Regions from separate parts of the Homo sapiens genome. Here regions 2 and 3 are each linked to region 1. A link is a contact called in ENCODE Hi-C or POLR2A ChIA-PET data. All regions are on one chromosome and are shown on one strand. The core of a region is the stretch at or near the end of the contact, and the rest is flanking DNA. Distances in the headings are between cores, read along the strand shown. Region 1 holds the start of BNC2 (basonuclin zinc finger protein 2). Region 2 overlaps BNC2 (basonuclin zinc finger protein 2). Region 3 has its middle 130 kb from the start of CNTLN.

What was found. A loop is a pair of places that touch in the nucleus more often than their neighbours do. ChIA-PET counts read pairs that join two places held with the same protein, here RNA polymerase II (POLR2A). Pooled maps may share reads with other maps.
Region 2: a map of PC-3 shows a loop between it and region 1 (3-fold over the local background). The contact joins the enhancer-like site here to the promoter of BNC2 in region 1. A Hi-C loop is called at or near these places in 3 of 168 maps with a recorded cell type or tissue (PC-3, chondrocyte and gastrocnemius medialis) and 9 of 50 pooled maps. POLR2A ChIA-PET finds 5 or more read pairs at or near these places in 2 of 52 experiments (AG04450 and HEK293).
Region 3: a map of posterior vena cava shows a loop between it and region 1 (2.8-fold over the local background). The contact joins the enhancer-like site here to the promoter of BNC2 in region 1. A Hi-C loop is called at or near these places in 5 of 168 maps with a recorded cell type or tissue (IMR-90, esophagus squamous epithelium, gastrocnemius medialis and 2 more) and 6 of 50 pooled maps. POLR2A ChIA-PET finds 5 or more read pairs at or near these places in 2 of 52 experiments (AG04450 and endothelial cell of umbilical vein).

The regions. Positions count from the first base shown.
Region 1 is chr9:16,868,485-16,872,401 of GRCh38, reverse strand. BNC2 (basonuclin zinc finger protein 2) reads left to right here and starts at 1,732. Exons shown (of 7, transcript NM_017637.6): 1 at 1,732-1,756. The coding sequence starts at 1,754. RefSeq lists an enhancer at 3,769-3,917.
Region 2 is chr9:16,625,027-16,628,943 of GRCh38, reverse strand. All of the region lies in intron 3 of BNC2 (basonuclin zinc finger protein 2), which reads left to right. Among named protein-coding and RNA genes, the nearest start is that of BNC2-AS1, 100 kb to the left of the region's middle. RefSeq lists an enhancer at 1,447-1,980. Within about 2 kb of position 2,254, at least 12 of the 41 ENCODE cell types and tissues checked have a DNase peak (open chromatin) inside an H3K27ac peak, as active enhancers do; they include PC-3 and gastrocnemius medialis, where a contact is called at or near this core.
Region 3 is chr9:17,003,374-17,007,290 of GRCh38, reverse strand. No RefSeq gene overlaps it. Among named protein-coding and RNA genes, the nearest start is that of CNTLN, 130 kb to the left of the region's middle. Within about 2 kb of position 1,975, at least 7 of the 41 ENCODE cell types and tissues checked have a DNase peak (open chromatin) inside an H3K27ac peak, as active enhancers do.

The DNA of each region.
Region 1 (3,917 bases), core at 483-2,982:
CTAAGACCGGACTCTGCAAAGAAAATAAAACCATGTAATTCCAAGGCTACATATTTTCAAAGGAATTTAATTCTGTCCTCTGAATGCAATTAAGTAGTCTCTCTCTCTCTCTCTCTCCGTTTGAGGAAGAGAGAAGGGAAGAAGGGATGATTCTCACTTTTCACTAGGAACCGGTAACCATACCTGCTGTTCTGCCAAGTCTTCGCCGATTCTCTGATTTCTTAGTGCTCAGGGAGTATGCTTGAAACCTATGCCTTCCTCCCATGTTAGATAACCAGAAAGTTTGCTGTAGTTATGATAAATCTGCATAACTCGGAGATGTTTTTGGCACAAAGTGTACGTTAGTTAGATGATGATGATTAAGCTCCCCCCCCACCCCCGCCCCATTCTTGCGGCCGGGGAGTGTGTTTTGCCTGTATTTAAGAAATATCGTTCAGCTGCAGGCGTGTGCGCGCTTAGGCTGTAGTCGGCGTTTCTGAGTCTCCAGGGCAGGGTGACTTGGGTCGGCTGAGTGTCACCCACAGATGTGACTGTTCTTTCCCCCGCGGGCGCGACAGCCTCCTTCCTCTCCAGCCCGAGGCCCGCGGCCCAGACCACGGGAAAGGGAAGGAAGCCCTCGCCGCAAGCCGGCGTCTGGGCCGGCACAAAACGCTCCGCCACCAGAAAAACTTTTTTCCCCCAGCTGCGCGCAACTTTTGGCCTTTTCTCCCAGCACGTTCGCGTCCCAGGTTTCTGTCCGCTGGGTTTTCCTCCGCCTCACTCGCCTTCTCCCCAGCGGCGCGCGGAGGAGCTGGGCTGAGAGGGTCGCGGGGAGCCGGGTCGGCCGCGGCTGGGACGCTGGGGAAGGGGCAGGGGAGGAGGGGGCGTGCGGGGCTGGGGAGGAGGAACTGGTCAAAGGGGACAGAGACGCCCGAGTGCCCGAAAAGGAAAGAGCTGCCGCGGTTTGCTGCAGTCGGAATAAAGTTCGCGCCCTTTCCTCGGCGTTTCGCAGCCTCCTCTCCTTGCTCCGCTCCCCACCCCCGCCCCGCAATTTTTTTTTGTGTGTGTGTGACAGCTGGGCGCTAGCGGCCACCTCTACCTCCACGCCCGCAGCTCCCCGGGGGGGGGGGGGGGCGCCAGGGTTGTTTTTCCATCCCCACAAAGTTGTTTTTTCCATCCCCAGAAAGAGAGAGCAAGAACAACCCAAACAACAAACAAGCCCCCAAAGAAGTCACGGGGCGGTGGGGGGAGGGAGAAACATACATCCTCCTTCCCCAAGCCCCTGGACCTCTGAGGACAAACAACACAACGACCGACTTTTATTTTGCAAAAGGGAAGCAACATTGTAGTCACGACAATTCTGCAGAGAGAGGAAAAACTTGTGGGGCTTGCACGGCCGCCGAGGTCACCTCGCCCGCCGGTCCCCCGCCTCCCGCGAGCAGGGCAGCCCCCTCCCGGGACAAGCCGTTCCCTTTTTTTTTTTTTTTGTCCCGAGGAGGAGCCGGGGAACCGTGCCGGCTGGGACTCGGGGCGCGAGCGCGACCCCGGCGCGAGTGTAAATCAGTCACCTGAGCGCAGAGGGGCCGCGGCGAGGGCGCGCGCGGGCGGGCGGGGAGGCGGAGGCGGCGAGAGCGGAGGCCCGGAGGAACTCGGAGGGGGAGGGAGAGAAAGGCCGAGACGGAGGGAGCCAGCGGCGGCCGAGGGGCTGGTCCAGGCGCGGCCGCTAAGAGGAGACCAAGAGGCGGGGGCTGCACTTGACAACCAGCATGCCGAGATGGTAAGAAGTTTCCACCCTCCTTCCTCTTTTATTCTAGACTTCCTCAGAAATGACCCCCGCGCCCGAGCGCCACCGGGGCCGCCCGGGGGCCGTGTCCGCCCTCCGGCCCGCGGCGTGAGGGGCAAGGGGCGCTGAGGAGGGCGGGCCGGGGACCAGAACCCCGGTCCGACCTGATCCCCGCTGCGCTCCCAGTGGCCTCCCCTAAACTTGGCCCCAAGTTTCTGAGGCGAGCTCTAGGTGGGAGGGTGCACGTGAGAGGGGGCTTCTCAAGGTCGGCCCCGCTCGCGGCTTCCGCGCGAAGGTGAGCGGCTGGCTAGGGGAGGCTCCAGGGCGTTGGGGACGGGCTGGGGGGACGAGGTGGAGGGGAGTGGGGGATGAATGGAGCGCTGGCAGGAGCTCGGGGAAGAGAGGAAGGCGGCTGGGACCTACGGGAACTTTTACAACTTGCCGCCGAGTGAGGGACCGGCGGCTGGGCGTGGGTGCCGGGTGCGCTGGGGCGCAGCCGCCCGGGCCCGGCACGTTGACTCTTCCTCTCCCCTTGTCTTCACATTCGGAATCTTCCCGTGGTAAATGGAGATGGGAGGAAATGCTCCCGCAGGCTTTACGGAGAAGGTGCAGAACGCAGGGCAGGAAAATCAACCTTGCAGAGACGGCTCTTTTCGAAGTGCAATTCTATAGGAGCCGATTTGTTTTACTTGCACGTTGACTGGAGGGTGGGATTTGGGGCCTGGGGAGGGAGCAGAATAAAAAATTATATATGCTGAAAAACCCTAGGTGAAATCTCCTGTGAAGTGAGTTTAAGGTTGAAAAAAAGTTCCAAGTGCAAGTGGTGGAGGAGATGGGCTGGCTTTGCCAAGCGAGACTCCAGCACAGCCCCTCTACGAGAAGCGACTTCTTTGCAGCGAGGAAGCGTGCAATTAGTTCGCCTGGTGATGAGCCGCTCTGTCCGCTTTCGGGGAAGTGATTTGTTAGAAATGGGGCTTGACCACTCCCTTCTTTTTAGTTTGCTTCCTCCCAGCGTCGCTATTGTTACCCCCACTTGGGGATCTGACATGGTGTATTCCGTATATAGAGGGAACATATGAGAATACAGGTGAGATAGCGGGTTGGCATTTTTTCCTCTTCCCTGCTCCCTAATGTGACATCTCTTGTTTCAGTGATCAAAGTCACAACTGGAGTGTAGGAGATGGGACTGTCAAATGCAGGGGCGCGTACACACACACACACACACAAAAGCAAGAGCCCAGGACTGTGGTTACAGTAACGCTGACAGAAATTAAAGTGGTTTTGAAAGCAGCGTGCGATTTATGATGGTTCCCATTTACCCTAGAGTCAAGCTGTTGTAAAACTGACGTACAAAAGACATCATAAAATAATCCTGTGTACCCAGGATTAAAGTGGCAAAAAGTGGCCTGTTTTATTTTTATATACTTCGTGGACACTTGGAATTGTTGAAAGCCGTGTTTAAGTGAGACATCACAACAATATTAAATATATCTGTTTAGAGCTTGAGAGTTTTTCTTCTAACGGGCGTTTTACACAAGAACACTGTAAAAGCCGGTGGCAGGTATTATTTTTCTTCCCTTTACCCTAGCCTATGTTAACTATTTGTCTACACATGTATTCCTATATCCTAATGACTTTGAACTGTGGCTAAGCCTGTCTGCCTTCCACTGCTTTGTATTCTGCAATTTCACGTGTTACTGTCCACACGCATACATGCTTTAAATGGGAGGAATTTATTTCTGGCACGTTACTTAGTGTGTCTGATCTGAAGATGTACCCTAGTAGTGAGACCTTGTACAAGTTAACAGAACATTTACTTTTTGGACAAACACACACACACACACAATCCCTTGTGAGCCTTTAGAGAGTATCTGTGTTTTATATTTGTAGCCGTTTCATGTAAACTGTTCAGTCTTAATGAAGTTCTTAGTTCCCAGAGTGCGCTGTATTAAAAGTCCAGATTGCTAATCACTTTACCAAAGTACAGGAGTATCTTTACCTGAGGGAAGTAATAACGAGCTTGAACCTGAACTTTGTTTTGAGTATCTTTTGAGAAAGGTCTGAAACTTTTTTTCCTCTTGAGAATATTAAGTTGGGTGGTGTTTGCATGTAAGACTTTGAATAAGAATAAACTGTGCATTATATTTTACAATTA
Region 2 (3,917 bases), core at 1,005-3,504, 240 kb after region 1:
AAAAAAATTTTAATTACTTATTGCCTTCAGACACTACAGAAGTTTAAAAATCCTACTATTTCCACTTAAATTTCTAGACCAATGCTGTTGGACTTTCTTTCCCTTTAACAGCAATGATTATCCAGTTGAATGTTGTTTCACAGAAAGGAAAAGTGCATTTGTGTAAAAATATCTGGGGCTTGCCAGGGAATCTTTTTCAGAATGCTTTGTGGTTACAAATGAAGCTTATTGTTGTATAAATGGCAAGTTTAAAATCATAGAACTTTTTTGCAGTAGCTCATGGCATGAGTTGATAATCTGCGAATTGCTCTGCGTGTGTGTTTGTGTGTGTTCGCATGCATGCCTCAGCCCATCTGTAAGTAGCTGGATCCTGTGCCGTTCCTCCCCCTGTTTCCCACCTCACTTATTTAGATACATAAATACGCACACTTTTACATCTAAGGCAAACCCCAAAAGATGCATGTGGAAGGCTGGATGTGGGAGAGAGGTGTTTTCCTTTAATTGACCTCTCACGGCGTTCCACTTGATAAAGTGACAACATTTTCTGAAAACTTAAGGTTTTTGAATGTGTGGATTTTCTCCCTACCACTGTAATTTCTGAAACTTTCTCTAAACAAGATGGCTGGCACATTATGGGGACAGAGCAGAGACATAGAACAGAGACAAAGCCGCCCTGAGAAGGCAGACACACTTATATTGCTTGTGGTTTTTCAGTACAGCTGCTTTCAGATGAGCCGGCTTGTTCTAAGCTGGTCCCACTGCCAAAGCAAGACTGTCACACAGCTGGTAGTACTTACTGTACTTGCGGGAAAGTATGTGATTCATTAGTTGGAACCGTATGTTTTTCACCAGTTCTGGTCATGTTTTTGTTAGGATGTGGTAAAAACACAAGCAGGGGGTGAAGGGACAATGGAAACATGTGACTTCTTAAGGATTGGCCTGAACCCGTTATTAGCTAAATTGTACACCGTAAAATGTCCTTTGTACCTCATAAGACAAATGACTTAATTTTTTATTCCTCAGTTGAGGTCATTCAGTCATAAGTGGTAAAAATTATCAACACTGAGCTCTTTTTCTCTTTTTACTTTCTGCAAAGTATTATGATCCGTTTAAACCCCAAATTATAATATGAAGGGAAGTCATGCAAGTAAAAGACATTAATTTGCTGAAAAATGCCCATGACGGGTGAAGAACTTTAACTGGAGTGAACTCTTGCTACTGATAAAATATGAGTATGGTATTACAGCTCATAAGAAACACTTCTAATACCACAGGGTGTGAGGAGAACAATAAATGGGAGTTTCTTTGTCTACACATGATCAAGCAGACTCAAATTGTATGGCTGGAGGATTGAGAGACTAGTCTTTTAAGTAATTTTGGTGTCATTAATGGGCTTGCATCACAGTATCTCTGTAATGCTCAATCCTGGTATTGTGCAGAACTGCTGGTGTGAGCCGCATTGAATATTGGCCTGTTATCACCAGGTTTTTGAGCTTGTGAATATTTTACAACTGCACAGGCCGAACCATATTCTTTGGAAAATGAATGCCATTGCTGCTGTGTTGTGTTCTCCTTACATAGGAATATGCTTTGACATTTGCTTGCTTCTGCTTCATTCTGACACTGGAGTTGTTTTACTTTTGTCCCCACTCCCATAGCCTGCTATTGAGACAGGTGGTATTTTCAAAGTCTAAGTAAAATATTGGCAGATTATGCCTCTACCCTCAGACTCTGTTTTTCAACTGTTCCCTTCTAAAGTTCTGCACCGTTCATGCCTCACTACATACACTCCAGCAGTTGCTGGACTCTGCAGAATTAGAACCAGGTCTGTCTCTGACAATTAGCTCAACTGGCTGCAGGATAAATAAAGGAATGCGCTCAGGGGCTGTAGTCTGTGACACAGTGTAACAGAGCGTAAAAAGGTGCATCTGTTCCATGCCCTGATTCAGTCGCCTCACTGTCACTGGGAAGTTACCGACACGGAGACATGCCCGTGCTGTTTGGTAAACAAGCGGCAGGTATTAAATTAACAGGGCTGTGAGTGTGCAAACGTGCTGCTTTATTAAAAGCCCTGCTATCTTGGCTCACTGCTGGGTCACAGGCAGTTGCTAGAGCATCTAGTAAGATGACTCATGGCACTGCATACTTCAATACCCTGTTCTCGCTTCCTTCCAGAGGGGACCGTTGACATTTGAGAGCCTGATTACGGAAGGAAAAAAAGGAGAAAGAAAAGAGAATACAGGGTGTGTGTGTGTGTGTGTGTGTTTGCCTTTTACGTTTCGTAGGCTAGGCAAGAAGGAGATGAGGGCCAGCACCCCAGAGCCAGGTTTTAGTTTAAATTGGGCTTCTGAATCCAATACTAAATTGCAACCAGGTCTCTGTCTTTGTTGTTGTTTATTTTCTCTGCCTTTCTGTCTCACCCTCCTCATGACTGCTACTTGATTTGTGGTTGAAATAATGAGGGGATAACTGAGAGATGAAAGTTTTGCTCTGTCTGCCTGCACTGGGTGGGCACCATGCATCTTGCAAATGTACTTGCAGGAAAAAACACTTCGACTTTTATTATATTCTTTAAGCATTTATCGCCTTTGCATTTAATATTTTTAATGAAAAACTCGCATTTTAAAGACTTTCTGCTTTCATTCAGCAATGTCATGATTTTTGAAGTTTGTTTTCCCTTCAGCTTCAGGAATGCTTTACACAGGGTCATGTGTGGTTGCCTTGTTGAATTGTTCCTCACTTTTGTGGTCTTATCTTTGAGGAGTCCTCTTTAGATATACCAAGGTCTGTAGGCAAACATTACAAGACAATTTTCAGTACACATGTCTGTGCTAAAGAGACTGGCATTTCTGAAGGTTTCCTGCTCCCCTCCAAGTTGTGTTTCTTTTAAGGGCCCCAACTAGCTCCTCATCCATTAGAAGATGATGTAATGCTAATGGTATCTAGCTCCACACAGCTTGGACCAAAAATGATTCCAGTTGGCTGTATTTGAATGTGAATGACCAGAAGGTGCTAGACATTCTCCACTGTAATTGCAAGTGCTTACCTTGGAAATCTCTTTTGGTTGTAGAGGTCCTTTGGTCCTCATACTAGAGATCATACCGCCACACATGCATTCCTACTGTCCAGACCCATCTTTATTGTTGGCTGTCTTTTTATAGTGATGTCTAGGTAGAGGAGTGCGATGCCCAGGGTCGGGGATAGGGAGGGTGGAGAGGAAGCAGCCTTTCTCATTGTTTGCTCAGAAAGGAAAGTATCCCACTATCTAGAGAGTTAGTGATGCCTCAGAATCTCTTTATCTTTGTAACCTCTTTTCTGTATGAAGTTTAATAAGCCGGCTGTGCAGTTTTTAAAACGCCAGTGGATTCCGCTTTTCACTTGGACCGCCCCCCGCCTTTTGCTCTGAGCATTCACTCCCTGTTTCCTTATTTCCCCCGTTCTCTTTTCCTTTATCTCAGGGGAGTTCCCTGAGTAGCAAGACTGAAAAAGAGCTGAGGTTTATGTTAGAAGAAATTAAGGTTAATGATCATTGGCTCATTTTCATATTCTGTGGGTGTGGATGGAGGAGTAATCAGTGCAGGTGGCCCTGCCAGTTGGGAGTTTTTCTTTGTCATCAAGAAAATAAGGAGAGTGCAGGGATTGAATTACCACAACTATTTCAGGACTAAACATATTTCATTTCCCGATCGGGTCTGGTTTAAGGACGCAAAGCTGACATTAATTTTATCCAAAGAAAGCACAGCATTTTTTTTGTTTCATAATTTGACTAATGCATAGGGTAGATGCATGTTCAAATTTAATTCTAGTATAATCTTACAAATAATTCTCTGAAAAGCAAAGGGGTTTTGATTCAGTTTGACAGTTTATGTTTCTGTGTCCAATTACCACTTAGTTATTGAATGTTAAAAAGCTGCTTT
Region 3 (3,917 bases), core at 726-3,225, 130 kb before region 1:
CTTTTGGCACAATTTAGGCATTTCCTTTCCACTCAGCATTAACCATCACTTTCTCCACACTTTTAGGAGCCATGGTTGCAGTGAATTTGTCTTACTCCCTGGGGTTCACGCCATCATGTTAAATCCTGTGTCCTGAAGTCAATGAATTCATACATACATATTGACTCCCTTGATCAAACGCCTTCAAAATCCAATCCCGAAGATCTTCCCTAGCCATCGGCAGCTAGCTAGGTCATATAGCTTCTTCAGTATAATCTCCTGCCTCCCTTATGAAGTCCAGTTGATGTACTTTTGCAGGCTCCCCATTGAACATAACCCCTTCTTCCTTCCTATATTCTTCTTAATCTCATTTCTATAATTTGTTCTAAAGAAAGAATCTGTTGTTCAATCACACTAGGAGGTGAATTACAACAAAGCAAAAATGAAAATTTAAGCTAATGGAATGAAACCTCTACAACAGAATTTTCTGACATGGTAGCGGTATGAGGGTAGAAACAGACATGTACTTAGAGAGGGAGCAAAACTCTGCTATTGTACCCAATTACTGCCTATTTTACCTATGATAAGGCCCTGCATTCCCACAGTAGGCTGTAAACTCATCAGTCTAATCACATTTTCTGGACTAAGACAGAAACTGTCAAAACAGAAAAGGGATCCTATGGAATACATACCTTCGCAATAAGCAGAGACCCACACTTTTAAAATGCTTATGGAAATGAAGTAAGACCAAGAGCTGTAGGATATCACCCTGAATCTGCTTACCAAGCTCAGTTTTAAACAAGTTCCTTGCCTAGACTGCTATGATCTCTGACCAGTGCCAGGAACAAGAAACCCATAATATATGTCCTCTATTATAGAGTTTACAGTGAAAATGCATGCCCAGACAAAAATTACTATTTATATCTCTATCTGTGCACATCATCTGTTCTGTTGTATTTATTTATGACTCTATTTCTCTCAAAGGCAGAAACTTTTAAGGCAGAAACTTGACTTACTCGTTTCTGCCCTCAGCGTCTAGGCTAGTGTCTGGCATACAAGGGGTGCTTAGCAAGTATTTGTCAAATGAGTAAATGATTGAATGAAAGATTACTATAGAGAAAGATATCTCAGACCAGGTCCCCAGTCCAAAGTACAGTTGTCCAATGTATCAGAACTGTGTAAAGAGTTAATTCAGATTTCTCCTTGGCCCTACCAGACTATATAATTCATTACCCATCTCTCCCCTTCGTTTTCTGCTTGGTAGAATAGGCTTTGGTGTTAGGTAATACATATGTAATAAAAACTCTAATTACCAGTTAGATTCATCTGCTTATTATGATACTAGTCTTTTATTAAAACTAGATTTCGCTCCACCATGCTCTTGGCTATAAAATAGAGCTCTTTTACTTTCTACCAATTCTATTGGCACTCCTTTTTAATTCAAATACTGCTCTGGGATCAACAATGCAATAAGACATAATTATGTTTTAAGATCCATGAATTGGTTGTGAAAATGCAGGTATTTTCTCTCTAGGTAGTTTGCTCCAGGAAATACACTGAGAAGTATATTTTTATCTTGATGTATGGGGATTTACATAGGAACATACCCCTCAGAGTTGGAAGTAGTATTTTGCAGAAATGCTGGAACAAATACCACCCATCACCACTTTATTATGTTCACAATGTACTCCATTATCATCAGTATGTGAGTATAAATCCTCATAAGAAAGCTCCCAGTATTAAAAACCATAATTATAACATGTATTTATTCCAAACATATGTACCACCGTTTCAAACTACCCACCAGCTGAATATATTTTGCAGCTTTCAAAATTTGACTGGTGCGAAGATGGCTTTTATAAATGTGATTTATGACAATTTAGGTGCCGAAAACCATCGTAATTACAAGTACTGTAAATGTTTTCTCTCCGCTTAAGTAGCCTCGCTGAGGAGGACAGCGTTCATTTCCTGTGGGCCGGGCCTTTTGGCTCCAGCCTTCTCTGCAGCCAACAGGCTGCTCTGCTCCCAGCTCTGTTTCACCAGTAAAAGATTAACAAAAACTTTTCAGCGCTCGGTTTTCTTTTCCCTCTGGGGCTATCCATTTTCCCATCTCCAAAGAGGGCAGCCTCTCCTAACATATGTTGGAAATTGTTGTTCAACTTCACAGAGTATACAAACACAAGACTTTTCTCCGTTCATGGTGCCAAGAGCAGACGTTTCAATGGAATATTTCATTATAATGCAGAGCCTATGTGCCAGAAAAGAGGCTTTTCAAATGAACTTCATAAGCTTTTTTGATTTTTTTTTTTTTTTTACCATGTGGTATCTGGGGTTTCTATAAAGCAAAAGAGACTTGACTTTTGGTATAAAAAAGTTTAAACTTTTAACCTACCTGGATTTGAACAGGATAATAAATTGTCGAGTAATGACTCTTTGCCAAATGTTAATAATTTTCATGAAAAGTAAAATCAGAGAGTCGTGGAAAGGCTGTGATACTCTGCACCTTCGTAGCACCTTCCATCTCGTTATTTTAAGGCCTCTCTCTCTCTCTCTCTGAGTGCACCAATGGGCAGTCAAGCCACAACAAAGGTCAAGTGACTCACCCAAGGTTACAAAGAGAATTAGTGGCAGGACGGATGAGATACCCAGGATTCCTAATTCCCAGTTCAGTGTTGTAGTTTAAAAAGCCCCCATATACCCCTCTTGTAAATTATTCTGTCATCAGCACTTTTCTTATTACTCTTTGTTTCTGGCAGTTATAAACTCAGAGGTTTAGAAAATGACTTTGTGACAAAATTTAGCCAACAAAATCTCTAGCTTACTGTCAACTCTTTCCAAAAGACGGTTTGAAAATCTGTAGTTCAGCTACTTTGGGGGTATAGATATGCCCAAATCCAAAGTTCACGCATCTTGGTATGTCTCTGAATTTGAAAGGATGACTACACACGAGATTTATTAAAGTTGTGTGTTAATCACTGAGTTTTGGTTTTATTACTAAATCAACATAAAAGGAGAAGCTGAATTTTAAAAATTTTAAATTCTAATTACTACAAAAATAACTTATGCTTGATTTATATCAACTTTACTCCTAAGTTACAGTATAAATGACTATAAGGAAATTTGCATATAGGCTTTCTGTGGAGACTCACCATATAGCTGAAATTTACAGAACATGACTTGAAATGTGCCGGAGTACCAGGTTTTTCTCTTTAACCAGCTTCCACAGCTCTCATGCCTGCTCAGCCAGCTCTGTGAATCACATCTTGGCTACTAGTGAGGCAACTCATAAGTATTTCTTACAGGCAGAGTGTCTTCACATCCTATTATACTATAGTATTTTACTATACAAATATTTCTTTATATTTACTTAGCTGTCTAAAAGACCATTTCTCTAAAATCAATAGAGAGGCAGGAACAACACATAAAATAACAGCCACTGAAAAAAAGAGCAACCACAACATTTTGTCAAATAGAAAATGAAAACAGAATGTAAGACTACATCCAGCAATTTACAATTCCTTGAAGGAGTGTTACTTGCAATAAGTGATTCATAGATGATGCAAATCACACCCCTTTGGTTTTTGCTGTTGCCTTTATTAAATTTCAGATGTGACAAGCTTTCTGGGTTGAACCCAAACATAAAAGGTCCATGTGGTTCTTTTCCCCCTTCTTCCTTTTTTTTTTTATACTCTCAGAAATTTTAACAATGTATGTACATTGTTTTTACTATAGAATTATCTCTATTTAAAAACATATATTTTTTGAGACGGAGTCTCACTCTGTCACCCAGGCTGGAGTGCAGTGGCATGAGCTCGCCTCACTGCAACCTCCGCCTCCTAGGTTCAAGTGATTCTCCTGCCTCAGCCTCCTGAGTAGATGGGACTACAGGCACGTGCCACCATGCCCAGCTAATAAAGATTGTAATTTTAGTGTAGAGG